Linked DNA regions of Homo sapiens: region 2 is linked to region 1. The links are chromatin contacts, found by Hi-C or POLR2A ChIA-PET in ENCODE. All regions are on one chromosome and are shown on one strand. Each heading gives the region's core, a stretch centred on a gene start or an enhancer-like site at or near the end of the contact. The rest is flanking DNA. Distances are from core to core; before and after follow the strand shown. Region 1 has its middle 88 kb from the start of TBC1D2B. Region 2 overlaps TBC1D2B (TBC1 domain family member 2B).

Evidence for each region. Hi-C counts contacts between places; a loop is a spot of excess contacts on that map. ChIA-PET counts read pairs that join two places held with the same protein, here RNA polymerase II (POLR2A). Pooled maps may share reads with other maps.
Region 2: a loop to region 1 is called in a pooled map, with 2.1 times the contacts of the local background. The contact joins two enhancer-like sites. A Hi-C loop is called at or near these places in 18 of 168 maps with a recorded cell type or tissue (B cell, Calu3, GM12878 and 15 more), 14 of 37 single-sample maps with no recorded cell type and 21 of 50 pooled maps. POLR2A ChIA-PET finds 5 or more read pairs at or near these places in 8 of 52 experiments (AG04450, CD4-positive, alpha-beta T cell, CD8-positive, alpha-beta memory T cell and 5 more).

What each region holds. Positions count from the first base shown.
Region 1 is chr15:77,987,903-77,992,470 of GRCh38, reverse strand. It overlaps the pseudogene ADAMTS7P3. Among named protein-coding and RNA genes, the nearest start is that of TBC1D2B, 88 kb to the left of the region's middle. RefSeq lists a silencer at 1,588-1,677. Within about 2 kb of position 2,029, at least 6 of the 41 ENCODE cell types and tissues checked have a DNase peak (open chromatin) inside an H3K27ac peak, as active enhancers do; they include right lobe of liver, where a contact is called at or near this core.
Region 2 is chr15:78,046,575-78,051,426 of GRCh38, reverse strand. The region is part of intron 2 of TBC1D2B (TBC1 domain family member 2B); the gene reads left to right. Among named protein-coding and RNA genes, the nearest start is that of TBC1D2B, 29 kb to the left of the region's middle. RefSeq lists a silencer at 4,027-4,106. Within about 2 kb of position 1,251, at least 14 of the 41 ENCODE cell types and tissues checked have a DNase peak (open chromatin) inside an H3K27ac peak, as active enhancers do; they include right lobe of liver, where a contact is called at or near this core.

The DNA.
Region 1 (4,568 bases), core at 780-3,279:
TCCTGGCACAGAACTGAGGTCCCAGGGGCCTCCTGCCAGCCTGCAGCAACCTCTGCCGTCCACTCCCGCCACCTCCCCCTGCTCCAGTGCACCTATCCTGCCAGGCCTCTGTGACCACCTCCAGCCACGGGGGCTGTACACAGCCTCGGGTTCTGAGTCACAGGGTCCCATCTCCCAGGCCAGCCTCCCACTTCTCAGGTGGGCCACAAAGCCTAGAGTGAGTGGGCCTTACAGGCCATCAGTGGAAACCAGGGACTGAGCCCAGGCCCAGTGGGGAGGGAGGCCAGCTGCAGGCTGTGCTTGTCAGGGCTGAGGCTTGGCTGGGCCCTCCTGCCCCATGGTTATCAGAGCTATTTTGGGATGTGGCTTGTTTCCAGCCTCCTAGCCTTGCTCCTGCTGCTGCCGCTGCTGCTAACAAACCCCAGGCCCTGCTTACTCCAGCAAGAGGAGCAGGAGGACAGCAGCCAGCCCTGGGCCTGGGACATCCCCCAGGCCCGGCAGAGGGCACGAGGCAGCAGGCAGGCTCCTCCACCCCAGCTCCAGGCAGAGCTCCAAAGTGCACATCTGCAGGCCTGCATCCTGGTCGCCCGGGGTGACCTCAGACAAGCTGCTTCACCTCTTGGGCCTCGGTTCTCTCCTCTGTCAACCCCACCTCCACAGCAAACGGATATGGCCATGCTGTGTCACTGCAGTGAGCACACACACACGCGTTTCCCAGCTTTCCACATGTCCCACCAACTGTCCCACAGACCAGCAGAACATCTGGGAATTCCAGATCTCAAAGTCCAGGACACCTTCCCAGCCCCCCTCCACTGTTCACTGATGGCAGAAAACTCACTTAGGACAGCTTCTAGTTCAGCCACCTAACCAGCCCCCATAGCCCACTCCCTGCAGCCCACTCACACCCGCCCCTGGGAGACCTTGCAAGCCCAGAGCCTCCTGGGCCATCCGTCCTTGGTTCTAGGCCCCCAGGGGCCTCAGTTTCTGTTCTCTGCCCCATCTGGTCCTCCCCCACTGGGATCATAACCACCCCGCTCCCTGTGGCCAGCCCTAGCCATAAAGGTGAGAGACGTGGTGCCAGCACCCAGCTCAGGCAGCACATAGGAGTGCTCTGAGATGCTGGCTGGGTGCGTGCTGAGGGCAGGCAGGACAGGGTGGGGGCACTGCCACTGGACCTTGAGGTAATGGGGTTTGAGGCAGGAAGGCCACCCCTGCCAGAGGCAGGGCAGCGAGGCATGGCAGGGGCCACTCTGAGCCCGAATGAGGGCTGCCCAGGAGCCGGTGCAGGTAAAGAAGGCTGCGTTGGACAAGCGGAGAAGGCAGACCGGGGAGATCGCAGGAGGCCCCGAATGTCAGCGTGAGTGCCCTGGCTGAGGACTCTTTTCTAGGGTCAGGGAGCAGCCAGCCAATAGCACAGGGGACGCAGCTGTTCATGCCACAGTTTCTGGATTCCTTGGACTGGCAGGGTCAGCCCCAGGCCCTCTCCCTGACCTTGCAATTGGGGATGACAGTGGCTGTGGGGGAGGGGAGAAAGCTGCCTTCCCTGAGCACCACCTGGATGCCCACGCAGTGCTGTGCCCTTCATGCCCAGACCTCATTTATGCAAGGATGGGGCTTGGCAGCCCCTTTATTCAGCACATGAAGGCCCTGAGAGGGAAATGGGAGCCCAAGGCCACACAGCTGGTGAGGGGATCCCAGGTGACACTCCAGGGCCACCCCGTTTCCTGCCCTCAGCACTGCTGGGAGCAGCTGCAGCTGGAGGAAGTGTGTGTGTGTGTGTGTGTGTGTGTGTGTGTGTGCGCGCGCATGTTGGGGGCAGGGGAGGGAGGCCCTTCATGTGGTTCTATTGCTCACTCTAGGCAGTCCTCTAGCCAGGGAATAGATAGGTCAGGGTTAAGATCAGGGTTAAGGACAGGGTCTCACCCAGGCTGTTTTCACACAGCCTCAGGGCCATCCCTGGCTTCACTGTGGGAAGACTGAGACCTAGAGGAGAAAGAGCTTACCCAGGTTCACACAGCAACTCAGGGGCCAGGGCCACTCCCTCTTCTCCCCTGAGGCCAGACAGCTGCCTGCAGGATGTTGTGTGGCTGGGACACCCCTTGACTGACTCCCAGCACAGCCCAGCCTCCGGCAAGGCATCCTGTGGCATCAGGATTTTCAGTGGCCATGTGGCTCCTGAGCCCAGACTACAGATGGAACCAGCCAGTGCCGTGGGCACAATGGTTTGACGACACCATTTCCCCATCACCCTCCCCACCCTACCTCACTTCAGCAGGGAGCCTGGGGTCAGGGGACTCACGGGGAGACTCGATGGGCTCACAATCCTCGGTGCCACACGGCCGGGAGCTCTCAGGCCAGGCCTCATGGCCACACTGGTCACTGTCTTCCTCGGGCAGCCCTGTCTGGGTGTTGACACACTTGACTAGGCGCCGCTGGACGCCACTGCCACAGGGGGCTGAGCACTGGGGGGAGCAGGGGAGGAATGACTGTCTCCAGGGCCAGCCCTAGCAGTGGGGGCAGGGACACCTCCTCTGGGAAGCCGTCCCTGTGCCCTGTGCCTGACTGGCCTGGCCTTGCTCCCAGCCGCCCTCTCAGTGCTTCCTGGAGGACCTGGTCCCATTCCTAGAGCCCACTTGGTGCCGGAACCCCACTCTCACTTGTGGGATTGGCTCCTGCAGAGGGAAGGGGCATGAGAACCGTGGGACAGCCCTCGGGGCTGCAGGGCAGTGAGCCCCTCACACAGGACATGCCTGAGAAGCCTGGGCAGGGGCCCCGGGATGGAGCCCTGATGCAGCAGTGGGCAGAGATGTGGGCGAGACACCACTGTGCCCGAGGGACAGGGCAGAGGACCTGCCGCAGCCCATGGGCAGGAGGGCAGGAGACAGTTTCACAGCCGGGGCCCAGCCCGCCAGGCTTCGTTGTTATCAGCCCTGAACATGCGCTGAGTCTCTGCCAGTGTCGTGCTGTGCCCAGCCCTGTGCTTCATTACGTTCCTTCATTTAATCCTTCTGACCCTCCTCTCCTAAGCTGTTCCAATTTTACAGATGAGAAAACAGTGACCCAGCAAAGCAAAGCAACCTGCCCAGTCACTCAGCAGCCAGTGGGACAAAGACTCAAACGCTGGCCCAGCTGACTCCAGGACCCAGCTCAGGGCCCAAACCTGAGATTTCTGAACCCCTCAGTTCCAAACAGGCCCAGCAGAAGGTATCCTGCCCATCCGAGGCCCCTCTTAACGCCCCCTTCTGCCGCTGGCCTTTGCTGGGCTCCCTGATCGCCCCAAGCTCGACATTCCTGCCTCAGACTTCACACCTGCTGTCCCCTCGATTCCGTGTCCTTGGCATCACTGACTCCTCCCCTCGGGTCTCAACCCCAGGCCCCTCCTCAGAAGGCCTTCCCTGACATCATAACACATGTGCCCTTTCCTTGTCCGTTTTTCCCTGGCAGGTGTGAGCGCCAGCATGGCAGGGCTGTCCAGTCACTGCTGCATGTGCAGGGGCCACAGAGAGCCTGGCTCACAGCACACACTCCACAGCTCCTTCACCCAACCCAGGACTGACCAGGTGCTACCAAGCACTTGCTCCCTGCTCCCCGCCACAGCCCGGCTCACCTGGCCCCAGGGCCCCACCACCCACTGCGTGCAGGGGTGGGTGTTGCAGGGCCAGGTGGTGTTGGGTCTCAGCGCCTCCTCGCAGAGGCCTGGCTCCGGGCAAGTCACCAGATGCTGCTGCTCACCACCGCCACAGGCCTCGGAGCACTGGGTGGGCAGGGAAGGAGTCAGGGCACAGCCAGGGTCTGAGGGCATCCCCTCCCCCGATCTGAACCCCCAGGCCTCACCTCCCTCCAGGAAGATGTGTAACAGCTGAGGCAGGGCTGGGCCCCGCAGGGCCGGTGTGCAGGCGGTTTGGCAGGCCCGGGCTGACAATGGAAGGGCTGCAGTGTCCAGAGGTCCCGTGTATCCACACACTGCACGTCCTGCACTGAGGAACCTCCACCGCAGCTGCGCGAGCACTGGGGACCAAGACACCCACGTGCAGGCCCACGGGTGTGACCCTGTGAGGCATGTGGCGGGAAAGGCATCAGACCCACGCCCCAGCCCGGGGAAATATCTGAAGAACCCCAGCGAGAGGCCAAGGCTGGCAGGCCCCAGGCAAAAGGTGGCATGGCCAGAGACTGCCATGGGCTGGGACAGACAGAGAAAGGGAAGAACAAAGGCAAGCTAGTGAAAGACAAGTCCAGATGGGGTCAAAGATACAGAGAAAAGGAGACAGGCCAAGCCAGACAAAGATGAGAAGACTCCCAAGAGATTCAGAATCCAGTGAGATCGGGCACACAGACGTGCAGCCTGGAGCCCTCCCCTTCCCTGCCGCTCTCGGAACACAGGCCGTGGGGAACCAGGGCTCCACCCCATGCCCTGGGAATGCCTGTCCTGGCTCCATCCTCACGCACCTTACTCCAGTTGCCTGAGTGCCAGGTGGCACAGGGCTGCAGGTGGCAGTGGCGGGCAGGCTGGGGCCGGCCAGCGGGGGTACAGTCCTCATCCCGGCCAGAGCTACAGCGCACCGGCCTCC
Region 2 (4,852 bases), core at 2-2,501, 60 kb before region 1:
TAAGTCACGTATCCTGTAGTACAGGGTTAGGAAACTGTGGCTCTGGGAATTGAAGTTTGTTCACCCCTCTTCATAGTTGTTATAAAGATCAAATGGGAAACTGCATTGTTAAGTGTAAAGAGCCATATGTATGTGTATATACACATATATATTGTATACATATATATGAGATGATATCATTTTGAAAGGGTTAGCATTATGTTTAGTTGTAATTAACAGGAAACCTTACTAATAAGGACTTACACATAGGGAGTAATTTGTCTCACATGATAAGCAGTTTGTGGCTGGCATAGCTACTCACTAGTGCCACTGAAGGGCCCAAGCTGTCTCTGACTCTGTATTTTCCATTGCTAGAGTGTATTAGCTTTCCTGCTCATGCTAGCTGCCCCTGGGGGTGGCACTTACATCAAAAGGAGAATGCTTTCCCAGAAACCTGTGGCTTATGCATCATTGGCTGGAACTGTCATATGGCCATTCCTAGCTGGAAGGAGTCTGGGAAGCCAAGTATTTTAGCTGAGCATATGGCCACGATCAAAACCAAGGTCTATAAGTAAGGAAAAGCTGGATTGAATATTCATTAAGGAGCCAGCACTGTCACATAGTTGCTTACATTAATTTTTTTTCTAGAATCTGTGTTGAGTAAGAGACTTTCCTGTGTGATTGGAACTTGCAGCTTTATTATTAGTCAGTATCTGTTCTGTCTGCCCTCTATTTTGTAGCCTGCCCTCTGAAGGCATGCCATGCCTCAAATACCATTCTACATTGTCTTCTGTGTCTGGATAGATAAAGACCTAGTTTCAACATAAAAGAGTAATTTGCATAAAGATACAATCAGGTGTCTATAAACCTTTATAGCTGTTGAGAATGAGGTAGCTAGAACCCAAAGGAGGTGCCCATAAATGGCTAATAGCCTCATTACAGGATGTATGTCTAGCACATTCCGTTTACTTCATTCCCCACATAAACTAATAAGAAAACAAGCCAGGGATAACAACACCCTGCTTTTTTAAAAAACTTCTTGAAAGTTCATGAGTACTAAAGCACTCATGGTCATAGCAGGCTCAAATGCCCAAGTGCCTGTTTGAATATGGATGGTATTTCTTGCAGAAAATTGTATTGTGAAGACAGTTTGAAGGATGACCACACATTTCCTCCCCTGAAGCAGCTGCATTGGTTAGTTGAACTGTTACACTTTTAACAGCTTGTGTGCAAGGGGATGGCGTGGGAGGAGTAGCTGTAACTTTCAGTCCTCAGGCAGCCTGAGCAGTGCTCTCGGTGCAGGATGCAGGGTGTAGAGAGCTGCCAGAAGGAAAGCCATCAGGTGGAATGCAGGCCCCGCGTTGGCAGTGCCACAGGAATTACACATCATCCTTTAATGTCGTGATTCCATACAGAGATCAAGGAAGCTGTGCTTTTGTGTAATCCTTGTAAAATGCTGCAAAATACCATGCGTTCTTGTGAAGTATCAGTCATGGTAGTTACCAGTGTTGTATCTGAGAGGCAGCATGGGGAGAGCTTATGGGACCTTGAGCACATCATAATTTCCCCATCTGTAAAGCAAGATGCTCTCTGAACCAGTCTGTGAAAGTCAGGTTGTGAAAGAATGTGACTGTGGGAGGGAGGATGTGAGGGAGATGCTGAGTGGGGTTAGATTGCAGTTCTGTCTCGGAGGAGCCTGCTAGAGAGGGTTGGAAAGGAGTCTATGTGGAACAGGCTTGCAATTTGGTGTCAGCAGAGACATCCTCAGCCTAGATTTGGTGGGACTTGGTGCAGGTGAATACAGGGATTGATGTGGCTGTGAATGGGGGTGGGGTGGTGGCTGAGCCAGATTGCAGGAGAACAGGGAGGAATGGGAAAGGAAAAGAGGGAAACCCCCACCCCAGGGAAACCCCCACCCCAATTCAGGGCATCTGTCAGAGGCAAGGTGGCAGGAGAGAGGAAAGTCAGGAAGTATGATGAGTATAAACCCACTCAAGAACTGCAGGGGCCTTTGCTGCCTTCTGCCCAATTGGCCTTTTGTCCCATGCCATGTTAGCAAGTTCTTGTCTTTTATGGATTAATTTGGTCATTTAACCAATATTTATTAAGTCACTCCTCTATGCTAGGTGTTGGATATGCAGCTGTTAGCAAATCAGATAGAGGTTCAGTTCTCACAGAGTTGTGTCCTTGATGGGGGTAGGGGACAGGCAAATGAGCAATTAACCAGACATATGGACTGGCCCATCCTGGGGCCTCTCAGGACCTGGTGGTTGGCTGCCCCTTTTTTCTGGTACTTAGATGTATGCTATGTCCTCACTTGGAAGATATTTCTATTCCTCCTGACTGGGTCCTTCACAATCTGTATTAAAACTCACATTGATAAATAAAAAAATTTTTTTCAGATTAAACCCACCCTGTCTTCCTCCAACTCCCAGTGTTGACACCCAGACTTTCGTTTGCTGTGTGCTTTGATGCATATGGGTACAACCCTTTCCCAGTGTTCTTTTCTCCTTTCTTGGATGCAGCTGCAAGCCTGGGTTGAGTTTTATGAGAATTCTCCCACTGTACACAGTTCTGTGCTCTGCAGAGGTTGCTGGCGGAGCACCTAGGCCTGACTGAGACAGCAGGAGAGGAGAGGGAAGACTCACTGAGGCAGTCCGGTTGTAGGCAGGAGCCGCCCCTGTGCGGGGAGTCCCATTAGGAGGAGACTTTGAGCATCATGTGTTAGAATGCAGTAAGTGGGAAGGGCTCTTGGAGACCAGGGAGGCTGAGACTGCCCGGGTTCACACTGGATTTAGAGGCAGTGCTGGAATCAGAACCTAGGAAATGGGAACAATGCAGTCGGAAACTCCCTCAGAGTTTTCATTTAGGCATTTGAAAATGTTTAAAAAAGACAGAGGTCTAAACACCAAAAACCGTCAGGCACAGACTTTCTTTCCCCACTGAAGCTGTAAGACAAAAGACATGTTCATGAACACTAGTCCAGCCTCTTAAAATCTTCGAGGAAATGTTGCCATGTCCTAGTTTGTGTTTTCCCTTAGTGTCCTCCTTGAGGCGGTTTCCTGCATGCTAATGTTAGGACATGTATTGAGGAGAAGCCAGCAGCTCTGCTTTTCATTAAGTAAATCTCACGTGGTCTCTTAAAAACCAAAAACCAGACAAAAATAACAGTAACAGCAAAAATGTATTAAGCTGGAAAAGAGCTTCTTTTTCAAGTCAGATAATTACTTTTAGAAATTTTCCTCCAACGTGTTCCTCCCTGGTCTCTGGTCCCTTTTCTCCACCCCTCCTTGGGGCCTCTGAGTTCCTCAGGAAGTATTTCCAGTATGGGCTGTGGGTTGCTGCAAGGCCTGGGGTTTTCTTGGTAATAGGCACTTTGCCACATGAGCATTTGACAGTCCAGTCTCGCAGAGGGGCCGTTCATCACCTTGCTACTAGCCCACACAGGAAGAAGAGGCTGGACTCAGCCTGTAACAGAAATCTGTACAGTTTGTTGTGTTTATTTCCTGACTTGGCTTAGAATTGTGATGATGATTGTAAGACCAGCCTTTGAAGTAAAGGAGTTTGAGCTGCACCTTTACCCCATGTGCCTGTAGACTGACACATGGTGTCACCAACATTGAGCACCCCCTGCCCCCCACTCCAGACACTGTGCTCTCTAGTAGGTACACTCATCTCTACCTGCCTTGCAATATTTGTATACTGCAGGGGCAGGTGTCTGGGTTCTGGCCCTGGCTCTGGACTCTAGTGTCCTGATGGAGAAAGTAGGTAGGGAGACTGGACTGGATTAGTGGTGTTTGAACTTTTTTTTCTTTTGTTTACTGGAACCTCTTTTCCAAATGAAATCTTAAAGGCAACCCTAGTATATAAAAGAGTGAAGGAGGAACTGCTGAGGATGAAGCTGAGCATGGGGCCCCCATCCTCTTTTCCCTCTAGAAGTCCCCCAGGCATCTCCTGGAACCCTAAGACTCACAGGAAGGGTCTGGATCCCAACGACTCAATGTATTTATTCTGTAGTGACTTGGAGCTTGACATGTTACTGTTTTACTTATGTCTCTCTCCTGGATGTGTTCTCCTTTACGGGGAAAGCTCTGTCTCATTGGTTGTTGTGCCCTCGGTGCCTAGTGCTTAATACATGATAGTAAAACCAAGAACTGGCAATCTGTGGTTATTTGTAACTTCTTGCCTCTTGACTCAAGAGGCTGCAGTGAGCCGTGATCACACCACTGCACTCCAGGCCTTAGTGACAGAGTGAGACCCAGTCTCAAAAAAAAAAAAAAAAAAGTGTATACTCTGTTACCAAGTCTGTAATTCTTCTGTTCCCAGCACACCGTCTTGCTTTTCTTAGTCAGAACCCTACTGTAAGCCATGCATTGACTCTCCTGGCCAGAGCCAAATTACCCTGATAGATACACAGCACTTGTTTACTCATGCCATGCCCAAGATACTTCCCCAGTGTGTTCTTGAAGCCCTTCCTACACTGATTGTGGTCAAGTCAGAACCTGCCTACACAGTGCAGGCCCATCATGTGGCATTCAGGACGTTGCTCTCCAAGCCTGCGCAGCACAGGAATGCCTGCTCTCTGTTTCCTTTACCAGTGCTCAGTGACCTTTACCAGAGACCTGTTCTTGCTGACTCTGATTGTGTGCTTCTCTGATTAGAAACGAATTTTTCTTGGCTGGGTACAGTGGCTTATGCCTGTATTCCCAGCACTTTGGGACGCCAAGGTGGAAGAATTGCTTGAACCCAGGCATTCAAGACTAGTTTGGGCAATATGGCAAACCCTGTCTCTACAAAAGAAAAAAAAAATACAAAAATTAGCTGGGCATCGTGCGTGCCTGTAGTCCCAGCTACTTGGTAGGCTGAAGCAAGA